Linked DNA regions of Homo sapiens: all the other regions are linked to region 1. Evidence: read pairs that join two places in POLR2A ChIA-PET (ENCODE). Cell type or tissue: OCI-LY7. All regions are shown on one strand.

Region 1 (5,000 bases):
TACAGCACATCTCAATTTGGACTAGTCATATTTCAAGTGCTTAACAGCCACATATGGCTAGTGGCAACCGTATTGGACATTGCAGATCTAGTCTGTAAGGAAGAGGTACAAAAGGCAAAGGAGAAAAAAGCTACAGTAAAAAAAAAAAAAAAAGAATCCCATTCAGTAGTCTTCTATTTGTCTACTGGTACCAATACCAAATGGTAATATGTCTACAGATAAAGAGTAATGGGATTTTTTGGCCGGGTGCGCTGGCTCACGCCTATAATCCCAGCACTATGGGAGGCCGAGGTGGGCGGATCATGAGGTCAGGAGATCGAGACCATCCTGGCTAACACAGTGAAACCCCATCTGTACTAAAAATACAAAAAATTAGCCAGGCATGGTGGCGGGCACCTGTAGTCCCAGCTACTCCAGACGCTGAGGCAGGAGAATGGCGTGAACCCGGGAGACGGAGCTTACAGTGAGCCGAGATCGAGCCACTGCACTCCAGCCTGGGCGACAGAGCGAGACACCGTCTTAAAAAAAAAAAAGAGTTGGGGCCGGGTACAGTAGCTCACGCCTGTAATCCCAGCACTTTGGGAAGCCAAGGCAGGCAGATCATGAGGTCAGGAGATCGAGACCATCCTGGCTAACATGGTGAAACCCTGCCTCTACTAAAAATACAAAAAATTAGCCGGGCGTGGTGGCGGGCGCCTGTAGTCCCAGCTACTCGGGAGGCTGAGGCAGGAGAATGGCGTGAACCCGGGAGGCAGAGCTTGCAGTGAGCCAAGATCGAGCCACTGCACTCCAGCCTGGGCGACAGAGTGAGACTCCACCTCAAAAAAAAAAAAAAGAGTAATGGGTTTTTTTAATGACATTTTGCCTCAGCAGTTCTGAATTCCTAGTTACGTTTTGAGTTCTGAAATTTTTTTTTTTTTTTTTGAGACAGTCTCACTCTGTTGCCCAGGCTGGGGTGCAGTGGCACAATCTTGGCTCATTGCAACCCCCACCTCCCAGGTTCAAGCGATTCTCCTGCCTCAGCTTCCCAAGTAGCTGGGATTATAGGCGCACACCACCACACCCAACTAATTCTTGTATTTTTAGTAGAGATGGGGTTTTGCCATGTTGGCCAGGTTGGTCTCAGACTCCTGACCTCAGGTGATCCACCTGCCTCGGCCTCCCAAAGTGCTAGGATTACAGGCGTGAGTCACTGGACCCAGCCTACAACTGCTTTTCTTTAAAATATTCTATTATTTTAAAATGTACTTGTCAGTTACCAATAAGACAGAGAACTTATTGGGCCACTCCAACACTCCAAGCCACTGACCTATAACTCCCGCACATATTTACCCTGTGTTTGCATCTTAGTAGAGGTTGACTTAGGTGGATTTGACATAGAACTGTATAAAAAATACTGAAGTCTCATTTTTTGGGAGGTGGGGGAGAACAGGGTCTTGCTCTGTTGCTTAGGCTGGAGTGCAGTGGCACAATCAGCTCACTATAACTTCAAACCACGGGCTCAAGGGATCCTCCTGCCCTCGCCTCCCAAACAGCTGTGACTACAAATGTGTGCCACCATGCCTTGCTAATTTTGTAATTTTTTGTAGAGATGGAGTCTCACTTTGTTGCCCGGGCTGGTCTCAAACTTCTGGGTTCAAGCAATCTTCCCACCTCAGCCTCTCAAAGTATTGTGATTACAGGTGTGAGCCACCACACCTGCCTTAAAGTCTCATTTCATTCACAAAATATGAATATGAATTGAGACCTGAAAATTTTGCTACGAATCACACAGCATCAAAGCTGATGGGCTTAGTGAACTGAAAACTGTGTTTATTCTATTGCCACTTTGTAGCATCACTTCAGCTGGTAAACAGAAATATTGGCTATTCAGCAACGCGTAGAAGCATAATATTTCTTTTTCTTTTTTCTTTTTTTTTTTTTTGAGACAGTTTCGTTCTTGTTGCCCAGGCTGGAGTGCAACAGCGCGATCTTGGCTCACTGCAACCTCTGCCTCCTGGGTTCAAGCGATTCTCCTGCCTCAGCCTCCTGAGTAGCTAGGATTATAGGCACTAGCCACCACACCTGGCTAATTTTTTGTATTTTTAGTAGAGGCAGGGTTTCACCATGTTGGCCAAGTTGGTCTCAAACTCCTGACCTCAAGTCATCCATCCGCCTCAGCCTCCCAAAGTGCTGGGATTACAGGCATGAGCCACCACGCCCGGCCAGAACCATATTTCTACAAGTGATTTCAGTGATTCCTGTTATTTTATCACTTACTATTAATATAAATGTAAAATCTTCTTGATAACCCCTAACAGTATCACTCAATGTCACTAAGTGGTCATGTTAATGCTCAAGGTTATAAATGTGACCCTGAGTAGTAACTTTAGGAGTTAAATATAATAAAACTCTGAAGAATGAAAAAAAAACTACTATAAAGGAACAGTCAACAAAATATTAGAGAAAATTGCTGAGAAAATAAAGAGCAGCATTAAAGCAGGAATGTACTACAATGATTATACAAGCTCCAAGCATACCCTCCACACGAACATCCCAACACAAAAACAATTCTTGAATAACATAAGTTTTGAATTTTTGATTGTAGGAGATATGCAAGAATGCACCTGGGACTACTTTGTACTTACTACAAAACTTTTAGAAGCACTGGTGCTCTGGGCTGTTACTTAGGTAAGGGGCAGCCAATGACTGGACCCAGGGTGAACATTTGAACCACGGGAAGCCAGCCCACAGGCCACCTGCAGACCAGGAAGCAGTCTGGTAGAAAAAGTATAAACAGCTTTGTCCAAGATTAACTAGGCTGGACTCTCCCTTCAGAAGTTGAAAAGGAAAATATGGAGGGAATCAGCTGGAAGAAGAAGAAATTTAAAAATACAAAAAGCAAAGCAGTGAGGATTATTTAGAAAGAGTCATGATGAAGTCCCAGAAAAAGTATCCACAAATTGCCATGCCATGGGTGGGGGCAGTCAGGAAGTCACCTGGTCTCCACAACTGCCTTGTCCAGAAAACTGCCTTGGAATCCAGCACACAAGCTTCACCTGGATTTCTGTGATACTTCCATTTCTTTAGCATCATTTTGCATCCACCAATGAACACTGGGACCTCAGGCAGTTTGAGAAAGCTGCTGCCCAATACATACATTGTTTTTCTGAACTGGTGAGATTTTCCTAGAGAGGTAGTGAGTTACCTATTCTTGCTTTCATCCACAGAAGGGCACAGAAATGCTAAGCTAGATTTTTATATTAAAAAGTAGCTTTACATACCTGCATTTTTTTCTCTTGCTCATTTTCTCCAATCATTCCAGTACCTGCTACACTTTCACTTCCATCAATGGACACCTATAGGAATAAAATAAAGCTTTAAAATGTTTTACATTTTGATAATGGTTTAGGCTGGTTAAGTACATGGTTCAGGGAGAAGCTTGCAAAAAAAAAGAAAAAGAAAAAAAAGTACATGGGGCTTCATTATCATTTATTTTTGTGTATATTTGAAAATTTCCATAATAGGCTGGGCATGGTGGCTCATGCCAGTAATCCTAGCACTTTGGGAGGCTGAGGCAGGAGGATCATCTGAGCCCAGGAGTTCAAGACCAGCCTGGACAAAAGAGCAAGACCCTGTCTCTATTTATTTTGTTTGTAAAGAAAAAAAAAAAGAAAATGTCCCTAACAAAAGTGAAATAAAACCTTTTAAGTTATATGAGAGATACATGTTCAATGCAGGGGAAAAAAAAAATCAGCTCTTTTGATATAAAACTTGAGACTTTACTTTTCCTAATCTATAGTTCCTACTTCTTAATTCATAAGCAGTTCCATTTACACTTTATTATTTCTTTTATAGCCCTTCATCCTCGTATATCTTTCGGTGAATTACCTGCCACTCATTTCTCTTCTATAAGTCTTTACTCCATTCCCTTTTTTTTTCCAATCTTTCCACACTTCACTTAAGATAAATGCTGATCTCTTTGATACTAACTGATTTTGACTTTGAGTTGCTAGTGTCTTTTTTTTTAATTTCTGAATTTGAGACAGGGATCTATGCTCAAACAATCCTCCCACTTTGGCCTCCCAAAGTGCTGGGAAGTTATAGGCGTGAGCCATCACGCCATGCCCAGCCAAAATTGGCCAGGTTTTTTTTGATGAGGTGTACTTTTTTGTTTTCTTTTCTTTTCATGAAAAATAAAGAAGCTATATCTGCAACATTCTTGACATTGTGAAATGCTATACCTTTGCTGCATACTGTTCCAAAGCACTGATGGTGTCAGGGTCAATTGTAGCATCCCCAGTGTGCAGACCTGCCACTGTCCCATCAGCCTGAATTGCCAAGATGGTGTCAGACTGCGGGACTTGCACTGCATGGTGGATATAAGCTGTGGTACCATCTTCCAGCTGAACCGCCTGTAATGCACTCTGGTCATAACTATCTGAGAGAGTGGAAGAGAATGCCATTAAATTAAAGGTAAAATCTGACAAATATTTACATATTTAAAGGAAGAGAGAAATGAGCTTTTATTGAGTAGTTACTCTGAGTACTGGACCACGCACTTGATATGTGTTATTTCATTTAATCCTCACAATAATTCTGCAAGGCAGGTACATTTACTGCCTTCATTGTATAAATGGGAACTCAGGTTTGGAGAAGTAACATCACTTTCCTTAGCAATCAGAAAATTTAAAAAACATTAACAGGCCGGGTGCAGTGGCTCAAGCCTATAATCCCAGGACTCTGGGAGGCCGAGGCGGGCGGATCACGAGGTCAGGAGATTGAGACCATCCTGGCTAACACGGTGAAACACCCTCTCTACTAAAAATACAAAAAACTTAGCAGGGCACGGTGGCACGCGCCTGTATTCCCAGCTACTGGGGAGGCTGAGGCAGGAGACTCACTTGAACCTGGGAGGCAGAGGTTGCAGTGAGCCAAGATCGTGCCACTGCACTCCAGCCTGGGCGACAGAGCCAGAGTCCCTCTCAAAAAACAAACCAAAAACAAAAACAAACAAAGAA
Region 2 (5,000 bases), 240 kb after region 1:
AGAATACAAAAATTAGCTGAGCGTGGTGGTCCACGCCTGTAGTCCCAGCTACTTGGGAGGCTGAGGCAGGAGAATCACTTGAATTTGGGAGGCGGAGGTTGCAGTGAGCCAAGATCGTGCCACTGCACTCCAGCCTAGGGGACAGAGTGAGACTCCCTCTCAACAATAAATAAATAAAATTAAATTAAAAATAGAGGCTGCCTATTCGGACTTTTTTCCCCCGAGACGGAGTCTTGCTCTGTAGCCCAGGGTGGAGTGCAGTGTTGCGATCTCAGCTCACTGCAACCTCCGCCTTCCGGATTCAAGCAATTCTCCTGCCTCAGCCTCTCGAGTAGCTGGGATTACTGGTATGCACCACCATGCCCAGCTAATTTTTGTATTTTTAGTAGAGATGGGGTTTCACCATGTTGGCCAGGCTGGTCTCGGACTGCTGACCTCAGGTAATCCTCCTGCCTTGACCTCCCAAAGTGCTGGGATTACAGGTATGAGCCACTGCATTTTTTGTTTTTTTTGTGTTTTTTTTTTTTTTTGGTGACAGTCTTGCTCTGTCGCCAGGCTCAGGTGCAGTGGCACTATCTCAACTCACTGCAGCCTCCACCTCCTGGGTTCAAGCGATTCTCCTGCCTCAGCCTCCTGAGTAGCTGGGACTATAGGCGCGTGCCACCATGCCCAGCTAATTTTTTTGTATTTTTAGTAGAAACGGGGTTTCAGCATGTTGGCCAAGATGGTATTGGTCTCCTGACCTCGTGATTCACCCGCCTTGGCCTCCCAAAGTGCTGGGATTACAGGCATGAGCCACCGCACCCGGCCTGAAGCCTCTTTTAAAAGGGCCTTGGAGCCAAGCACGGTGGCTCACGCCTGTAATCCCAGCACTTTCGGAGGCCAAGGAGGGTGGATCGCTTGAGCCCAGGAGTTCGAGACCAGCCCCGGCAACACGGCGAAACCCTGTCTCTATGAATAAAGATACAAACATTAGCTTTCTGGGTTGCGTGTGCCTGTAGTCCCAGATCCTCAGGAGACTGAGGTGGGAGGATTGCTTGAGCCCAGGAAGTGGGGTTGCAGTGAGCTGAGATAGTGACACTGCACTCTAGCCTGAGTGACAGAGCCAGACCTTATCTCCAAAAATAAATAAATAAATAAAATAGGCTGAGCGTGGTGGCTAATGCCTGTAATCCCAGCACTTTGGGAGGCCGAAGCGGGCGGATCACCCGAGGTCAGGAGTTCAAGACCAGCCTGACTGACAGGGAGAAACCCGGTCTCTACTAAAAATACAAAATTAGCTGGGCGTGGTGGCACATGCCTGTAATCCCAGCTACTTGGGAGACTGAGGCAGGAGAATCACTTGAACCTGGGAGGCGGAGGTTGCGGTGAGCTGAGATCACACCATTGCACTCCAGCTTGGGCAACAAGAGCGAAACTCCGTCTCAAAAAAATAAATAAAAATAAATAAAATAAATAAATTAAAAAAGGCCTTAATCCCATTAACAAGGGAGCAGCTCTCATGGCCTAATCACCTGTTAAAGGCCTCACCTCTTCATACTATCACATTGGCAACACCTGAATTTTGGAAAGGACACATTTAAACCACAGCAGAAATACAATAGAAATTTAGGAGTATCATCTGCTAAACCAACATCCAGTTTTGCTGAACTCTGAGGTTCTGTATGTCCAAATACACTTGACTCTTGAACCAAGTTGGGGGTTAGGGGCACTAATTCTCTGTGTAGCAGAAAATCCACAAGTAACTTTTGACTCCCTGAAAACTTTACTAACAGCCTACTGCTGACTGGAAACCTTACCAATAACACAAATAGTTAATTAACACATATTTTGTATGTTAAATGTATTATATACTGTAGTCTCACAATAAAGTAAGCTAGAGAAAACATAATCATAAGGGAAATAAAATATTATTTTTTGTGTGTGTGAGATGGAGTCTCGTTCTGTCGCCCAGGCTGGAGTGCAGTGGTGTGATCTTGGCTCACTGCAACCTCTGCCTCCCAGGTTCAAGTGATTCTCCTGCCTCAGCCTCCCAAGTAGCTGGGACCACAGGCACCCACCACCACGCCCGGCTAATTTTTGTATTTTTAGTAGAGACAGGGTTTCACCATATTGGCCAGGCTGGTGTCAAACTCCTGACCTTGTAATCCGCCTACCTTGGCCTCCCAACGTGCTGGGATTGCAGGTGTGAGCCACCGTGCCTGGCTGGGAAATAAAATATATTTATCCTTCAGGAAGTGGAAGTGGATCATTTAAAAGGTCTTTATGCTCATCATCTTCACACTGAGTAGGCTGAAGAGGAAGAGGAGGAGTTGGTCTTACTGTCTTGGAGTGGCAGAGGTGGAAGAAAATCTATGTATAAGTGTACCCACACAGTTGAAACCCATGTTGTTCAAGGGTCAACCGTAGTGTGTAATCCCTTTCTTTGTTAAATATTTAATCTAATATACCCCACCCCATTTTCTCACAACATCTGTGTGAAGTACATTCTTTCCCCTGCGTATTAAAAGTAGTACATTTTGAATTTTATCTACTAGAAGAATGTTTAGTGTTTTGTGGAGGATTGTCAGTCTGCCCATCTAGCTCTGTTAACTACTTAGCTCAGTTAGTTATGAGTGTGGTGCATTTAATGAGGCCAAAGTCATTGAGTTAGTCTCCAGAAGAGCAGTTATTCCAATTAGCCTTACTCGCCTCAGTTTTTTTTTTTGTTTTTTTTTTTTTTTTTGAGACAGAGTCTCGCTGTGTCGCCCAGGCTGGAGTGCAGTGGTGCAATCTCAGCTCACTGCAACTTCTGCCTCCTGGGCTCAAGTGATCTTCCTGCCTCAACCTCCCGAGTAGCTGGGATTACAGGTGAGTGCCACCACGCCTGGCTAATTTTTGTATTTTTAGTAGAGACAGAGTTTCACTATGTTGGCCAGGCTGGTCTCGAACTCCTGACCTCGTTATCCACCCGCCTCGGCCTCCGAAAGTGCTGGGATTACAGGTGTGAGCCACCACGCCTGGCCTCGACCCCCTTTTATGCTAGCCTCAGCTGACCATCCTGCTCACTAGTACACTGTGGGTCATAGGGGGCCAAAAACATGAGGCTGGTAACATTCCATCCCTGTTATTCATAGATGATATTTAAGTTAATGGTTGTTTTTTTATTGAATACATTTCAATGCCAGGTATTAGATGGTATTATCCCCATGTTGGAGATTAGGAAACTAAAGTGCAGAGAGTTTGAATAACATGCCCGAGACTATAAAGCAAGAATTGGAAGCCTGTTCTCCCTGTCTCTAAAGTCTTCTACTTTTGTGTTATTGAAAGACCAACTTAGTGATGGGGCACTTGTTTGCAAAGATGTGTAAGTGAGACAGTCACTGTCCTTAAGGGGCTCATAGTCTTCTGAGGGGTTAGGCGTGTAAGCCAATAATGACAATGCACTGTGATAAATGATATAACGAAGGTATGTTTATAATTGAGAGTGAGTGTCTTGCAATCAGTGATTGTCTAGAAGATCTCAAAGTTAGTTTTCTCTGTTTTTTATTCCCTCCTTCAGCTCTTATTTACTGAGTTCCCGTTATTTACTAGTCACTATTTTAGGTTCTTAAGACACATCAATGAGTGAAACTGCCTTTGTGAAGCTTTGGTTTTAGTGGAGGGAGACATTGAAAAATAAACATAATGAACCAGTAATTTACATAGTATGTTAGGAAGTGAAAAGTGCTGTGGAAACAGTAAACAGGGTTAATGGGATCAGGAATGTTAGGGCAGGGTGGAGACAGATGTTGTACTTTTTTTTTTTTTTTTTTTTTTGAGACGGAGTTTCGCTCATGTTGCCCAGGCTGGAGCGCAATGGTGCAATCTCTGCTCACCACAACCTCCACCTCCCAGATTCAAGCGATTCTCCTGCCTCAGCCTCCCGAATAGCTAGGATTACAGGCATGCGCCACCATGCCCGGCTAATTTTGTAATTTTAGTAGAGATGGGGTTTCTCCACATTTATCAGGCTGGTATTGAACTTCCGACCTCAGGTGATCCGCCCGCCTTGGCCTCCCAAAGTGCTGGGATTACAGGCGTGAGCCACCGCGCCCAGCTGATGTTGTACTTTTAATAGGATGGTCAGGGTATACCTCACTGAGAGGATGACAATTTCAGGAGAATTCTAAGGAGTCAAAGGAGTGAGCCATATGTATATGTGGAGAAACGTATTTCAGGCAGAGAGAAGAGCCTGTGCGAGGGCCATAAGCTAGGAGTATACTTGATGTATTAGAATTGTTTACAATGTTACTGAGGTTGGAGGTAGTAAGTGAGGGGACAAGTGGTGGGAAGATGAGATTAGAGAGGAAGGGAGAGGGAGTGTGGGGGAAAGATGTAGGGCTTTATAGGCCAGTGGTTCTCGTTGTCTGGTCTCTGGACCAGTAGTATCAGCATCACCTGAGAACTTCTTAGAAATGTACATTTTAACCCCACCCTTTACCCGCTGAATCATAAACTCTGGGGATGGGGCCTAGAAACCTGTATGTTAACAAGCCACTGTCCTGATGCATACTAAGGTTTGAGAACCACAGTTTTGGCTACTGTAAGAGTTTTAATGTTACGCACCTACATGACTGCAAATTCTTAGGACTGATGTAGCTTTAAGTTCAGTACCCGAATAACTGTAGAGCTTTGGCTTTAGAGTCTTTCAGTTCTGGTTTCAAATTATGGCTTCCTCACTTTCTAGTTATGGGGACTTGGATCAGCTTGTGAGGATTACATGAGGGGAAGAATACACAAACATCACACACAGACATGCACATACACAGACAGAGTTACTAGGGAAGATGAGTCTCTGTCAAGACAACTATTCACATGAAAGAACTTCCAAATTTTGGACTGCTTAAGTTTAGAAGTTGAATTATTAGCTGGTTGTTAACATACCTCATACCACATCTATCAGCCACATTTTTTGTTTCTACTTGAGGTTTTGTGATCCTGTCATGGGTAGTTGCCTGTCAGGAATAAAATCAACACCT
Region 3 (5,000 bases), 73 kb after region 1:
CATGTAGTAAGCTGTACCCTGGAAGCCAAAAAAAAACAGTAAGGAAAAAATCCTAACTAGGTAAGATTTTGCTAACCCATAGAAAGGAAAATAGCTGTTTAGACAAAATCTAATTTCAAAATAACCCAGTGATTTTAGATGTACACAGAATATATATGATTCAGAATAAGTCACTGAGCAAACGAAAACCAGCAAATGTTACAAATACAGGTGTTTTATTTTTCATTCCTATCATCAATAAACAAGTTTCATTTGAGAACATCAATTAGGCTGGGTGCGGTGGCTCACACCTGTAATCCCAACACTTTGGGAGGCCCAGGCGGGAAGATCACAAGGTCAAGGGATCAAGACCATCCTGGCCAACATGGTGAAACCCCATCTCTACTAAAAACACAAAAATTAGCTGGGCCTGGTCGTGCACACCTGTAATCCCAGCTACTCCGGGGGCTGAGGCCACTGTGCCCGGCCCACAAGTTTTATATGAAGTTTTTGGTTTCGTCAATGTGAAATCAAACTGTAGTAAGAAAACAAATTACAGGCCAGGCATGGTGGCTCACACCTGTAATCACAGTACTTTGTGAGGCCTAGGCAGGTGGATCACTTGAGGTCAGGTGTTCCAGACCAGCGTGGCCAACATGGTAAAACCTCGTCTCTACTAAAAATACAAAAATTAGCCAGGGATGCTGGTGCACGCCTGTAATCCCAGCTACTCGGGAGACTGAGGCAGGAGGATTGCTTGATCCCAGGAGTCAGAGGCTGTAGCGAGCCGAGATTGCGCCACCTCACTCCAGCCTGGGTGACAGAACAAGACTCAATCTTAAAAAAAAAAAAATGACTAAGGCATTCTCCTACAACAGCATCTGTTGGGTAAGTTTTCTGCTACAAAAAAAACAGGCCTATATGTTCTGAAAAGCCCCCAAAAGCCCCCCAGAAAAGCCGGGTGCAGTGGTTCACGCCTGTAATCCCAGCACTTTGGGAAGCCGAGGCAGTTGGATCACGAGGTCAGGAAATCGAGACCATCCTCGCCAACATGGTGAAACCCTGTCTCTACTAAAAATACAAAAATTAGCTGGGCGTGGTGCCATGTGCCTGTAATCCCAGCTACTCGTGGAGCTGAGAGGCAGGAGAATTGCTTGAACCTGGGAGGCGGAGGCTGCAGTGAGCAAGGATCGTGCCACTGCACTCCAGCCTGGCCACAGAGGGAAAGTCCATCTCAAAAAAAAAAAAAAAAAAAAAAAAAACCAAAAAACAAAAAACCCTGAAAGTTACACACCTGCAGAAATGGGTAAATTTTAAAAATACATACCTGATGAGCTCAGGAGAATGGATAATGGCTTCTACAATATTTTCTCGAATACAATGGCGATCTTCTTCTGGAATAGTATAAGGGGATATATCCCCTGGTGCTGTTTCTCGATCAGGCCAATACTGTGTTATCATATTTTTCAGATAGATAACACCTAAAATACAGATCAGTTTGACAAAAGAATGTTTACTGTGAAAGTACTGTGAAAATCCCACAAGTGTCCATACCTCAAGTATTTCTTTCACACTACCGTTTGTAAAGCTATGCTTTCATTAACAAAATACTACATTCAATTATTTTTAAAGTTGATAATGCACAAATTGAACACTGTTACAGCAATCAAGCACAAAGTTATTACGAATCACACAGCATAAGAAAACTCTGCAAATAAACAACCCCAGAGAAAACTGTTTTTTTTTAACGTCACAACACTTTTAACCCTGTTTTCTACAGGAGAGTTAAATTAAATCAAATCAGTTTTCTAAATGAAGCCTCTAAAGACAAAACCATCATACATATCCCAACATAGCTTCTACAACTAATCACACAAAGGTAATAAAAAAACCAGTTCTTATCACAGAAAAATAATAGCATATAAAGGTTCTTAATCTATAAATTTAAGTATTTCAATCCCATACCACTTCAAATTCAAATTATGTTATGGGAGAATTTACTGTGTTCAGAAATTACAGATTGCTATTTTTCTGTCAGTTATCATACTGCTACCTTTGCACATTGCTATTTGACAAAAGTTAACAAACTGATGAAGTGGTAAAATCCAGGCTGCTAGCAAAGCTTTTTACCCAGCACTTTCAGAGAGTGGGGGAGAACAGAGTCACAAATCTGTAAGATGTACTGTAAAGGGAAACTGTCCAAAATTAATTCTTAAATTCTGCAAAACACTCGATCTTCTCTAATTAGCAATTCTTATCTCAAGTCCTGTACTTATTTGAACAAGGATAACCGACAGAAATAGGATTTTTATATTCTAGTTTGCTTTAATTTAGGAATTAAATATTCCATATTATAGTAATTCAAATAGATTAAGATTATATATTAAAATACCCCTCAACAAGGTATTTTTATGAGATGGAGTCTTGCTCTGTCACCAGGCTGGAGTGCAGTGGTGCGATCTCGGCTCACTGCAACCTCTGACTCCCTAGTTCAAGCGATTCTCCTTGCCTCAGCCTCCCGAGTAGCTGGGTTTACAGGCATGCACCACCATGCCCAGGTAATTTTTGTATTTTTAGTAGAGACAAGGTTTCACCATGTTGGCCAGGATGGTGTCGCTCTCCTGACCTCGTGATCCACCCACTTCGGCCTCCCAAAGTTCTGGGATTATAGGCGTGAGCCAAGGTTTTAAAATAAACTACACCTACAATAAAGAATCAAATAGGACCAACAAAGTCCAGGTTATTACTACTACAGAATTTTGGTTCTTTTTCTCCAAAACAGAATAGAGACCAATACTAAGACCACACAACAGTCCCAATGTCTCTGGATGCAACCTCTGAATACTTCCATTCTAAGTAAAGAATGGAATATATGCTTATGTGATTCGGAATTTTAAACATTTTTTGCCCCAACAATACAGAATTTGGAATTGCACTGTAAGGATCTCATGATTCAGTCTACTCTAGCCAGAATGCTTGAGCAAAGACAGAATGAACTAATCATTCGAAATCCAGCAGATGAAACCACCATATGCCATGCACTACAGAAATCTCATTCAATTATTCCAAGAACATAATTTTTTTTTCTTTTTTGAGAAAGGGTCTCACTCTGTTTCCCAGACTGGAGTACAATGGCACAATCTCAGCTCACCACAACCTCCATCTCCCAGGCTCAAGCGATTCTCCTGCCTCAGCCTCCTGAGTAGCTGGGATTACAGGTGCATGCCACTACCACCCGGCTAATTTTTTTGTATTTTTAGTAGAGACAGGGTTTCACCATGTTGACCAGGCTGGTCTTGAACTCCTGACTTCAAATGATCCCCCATCTACGGCCTTCCAAAGTGCTGGGATTACAGGTGTGAGCCACCGTGGCCAGCCCCAAGTATATAACTTTTAAATTAATGATATTTTAAATTTTTTGACCAATTCCATAGTTTAACTCCTTCCAATTGTGTACACACTAAAACAATTTCCCAGTGTAATTTGTTTTTCTAATACACATAACCAAGTCTCTAGAATTTATTAATATCACTCCTAAAGGTCAAACACTTAACTTCTTAGTAAAAATTTGGATTTAAAGGCAGACTCTTATCTAAAAACGGGAAAATGTGAGCTTCACTAGTAAAAGATAAATGAGACTTGAATATATATAAAAAAGAAACAAGACCAGGCACAGTGGCTCACGTCTTTGATCCCAGCACTTTGGAAGGCTGAGGCGAGAGGATCACTTGAGGTCAGCAATTCAAGACCAGCCATAGTGGCTAACGCCTGTAAAGCTCAATACTTTGGAAGCCGAAACCAGCCGGGGAAACACAGTGAGACCCCGTCTCTACTAAAAAAAAAAAAAAAAAAAAAAAAAAAAGACCAGCCTCAGCAACATAGTGAGATTCCATCTCTACAAAATAAAATAATTAGATGGGTGTAGTGACACATGCCTGCAGCCCCAGATGTTTGGCAGGCTAAAGTAGAAAGATTATTTGAGCCCAGAAGTTTGAAGATTCAATGAGCTATAACTGAGTCACTGCACCCCGGCCTGGGCAAGGATCAAGACCCTGTGGAAGACAGGAAAGGAAGGAAGAGAAGGAGGGAAAGGAGGAAGGGAAGGAAGAAAGGAAGGGAAGGGAGGGAAAGGAGACAATAAAAATTACCCTTTTCTATTAAATTAGAAATATTTACAAAAAGATTTACTGCTGACCAGGGAGTTCAGTCATTTACATAAAATTGTTTGCTTTTAAAGAAGTCATGGCCAGGCATGGTGGCTCACGCCCATAATCCTAGCACTTTGGAAGGCCCAGGAAGGCAGATCACTTGAGCTCACAAGCTTGAGACCAGCCTGGACAATATGGCAGGACGCCATCTCTACAAAAAATACAACAATTATCAGGGCATGATGGTACGTGCCTACAGTCCCAGCTACTCAGGAGGCTGAGGTGGGAGGATGGCTTGAGCCTGGGAGGCAGAGTTTACAGTGAGTCAAGATGAGGCTACTGAGGGCCGGGGGCGGTGGCTCACGCCTGTAATCCCAGCACTTTGGGAGGCAGAGGCAGGGCAGATCACGAGGTCAGGAGATGGAGACCATCCTGGCTAACACGGTGAAACCCCATCTCTACTAAAAATACAAAGAATTAGCCGGGCGTGGTGGCGGGCGCCTATAGTCCCAGCTACTCGGGAGGCTGAGGCAGGAGAATGGCGTGAACCTGGGAGGCGGAGCTTGCAGTGAGCCGAGATCGCGCCACTGCACTCCAGTCTGGGCGACAGAGCAAGACTCCGTCTCAAAAAAACAAAAACAAAAAAAAGATGGAGCTACTGAATTCTAGCCTGGGCAATACAGCCAGTTTGTCTAAAAATAATAATAATAATAATAATTCCTATCTGCCTAGCAGAGTCCAGGTTATTTAATTAATTAATTTAAAGTGATAATTTAAATTCATTTATTTCCTGAGTACCTACACTGTACTAGGCAACATTTTAGTCACTGAAAATGAAAATATACTGTTAACAAAACAGACTTCAGACTAAAT

The links. ChIA-PET counts read pairs that join two places held together with the same protein. Peaks named below come from ENCODE experiments on the same cell type or tissue, not always from the same donor. Only the 100,000 strongest peaks of a DNase experiment are listed, where the experiment ranks them.
Region 2: POLR2A ChIA-PET joins it to region 1 with 6 read pairs; 10 of 35 experiments call an interaction of 5 or more read pairs at or near these places.
Region 3: POLR2A ChIA-PET joins it to region 1 with 5 read pairs; 14 of 35 experiments call an interaction of 5 or more read pairs at or near these places.

The regions. Positions count from the first base shown.
Region 1 is chr11:9,477,810-9,482,809 of GRCh38, reverse strand. It overlaps ZNF143 (zinc finger protein 143), which reads right to left. Exons shown (of 16, transcript NM_003442.6): 6 at 4,224-4,420; 7 at 3,264-3,338. Among named protein-coding and RNA genes, the nearest start is that of ZNF143, 19 kb to the right of the region's middle. In OCI-LY7, no CTCF peak of the experiment used is centred here; a DNase peak (open chromatin) is centred at 2,679; H3K27ac peaks cover 1,856 bases.
Region 2 is chr11:9,240,813-9,245,812 of GRCh38, reverse strand. All of the region lies in intron 1 of DENND5A (DENN domain containing 5A), which reads left to right. Among named protein-coding and RNA genes, the nearest start is that of DENND5A, 22 kb to the left of the region's middle. In OCI-LY7, no CTCF peak of the experiment used is centred here; no DNase peak of the experiment used is centred here.
Region 3 is chr11:9,404,946-9,409,945 of GRCh38, reverse strand. IPO7 (importin 7) reads right to left here. Exons shown (of 25, transcript NM_006391.3): 3 at 1,307-1,460; 4 at 1-18. Among named protein-coding and RNA genes, the nearest start is that of SNORA23, 21 kb to the left of the region's middle. In OCI-LY7, no CTCF peak of the experiment used is centred here; no DNase peak of the experiment used is centred here.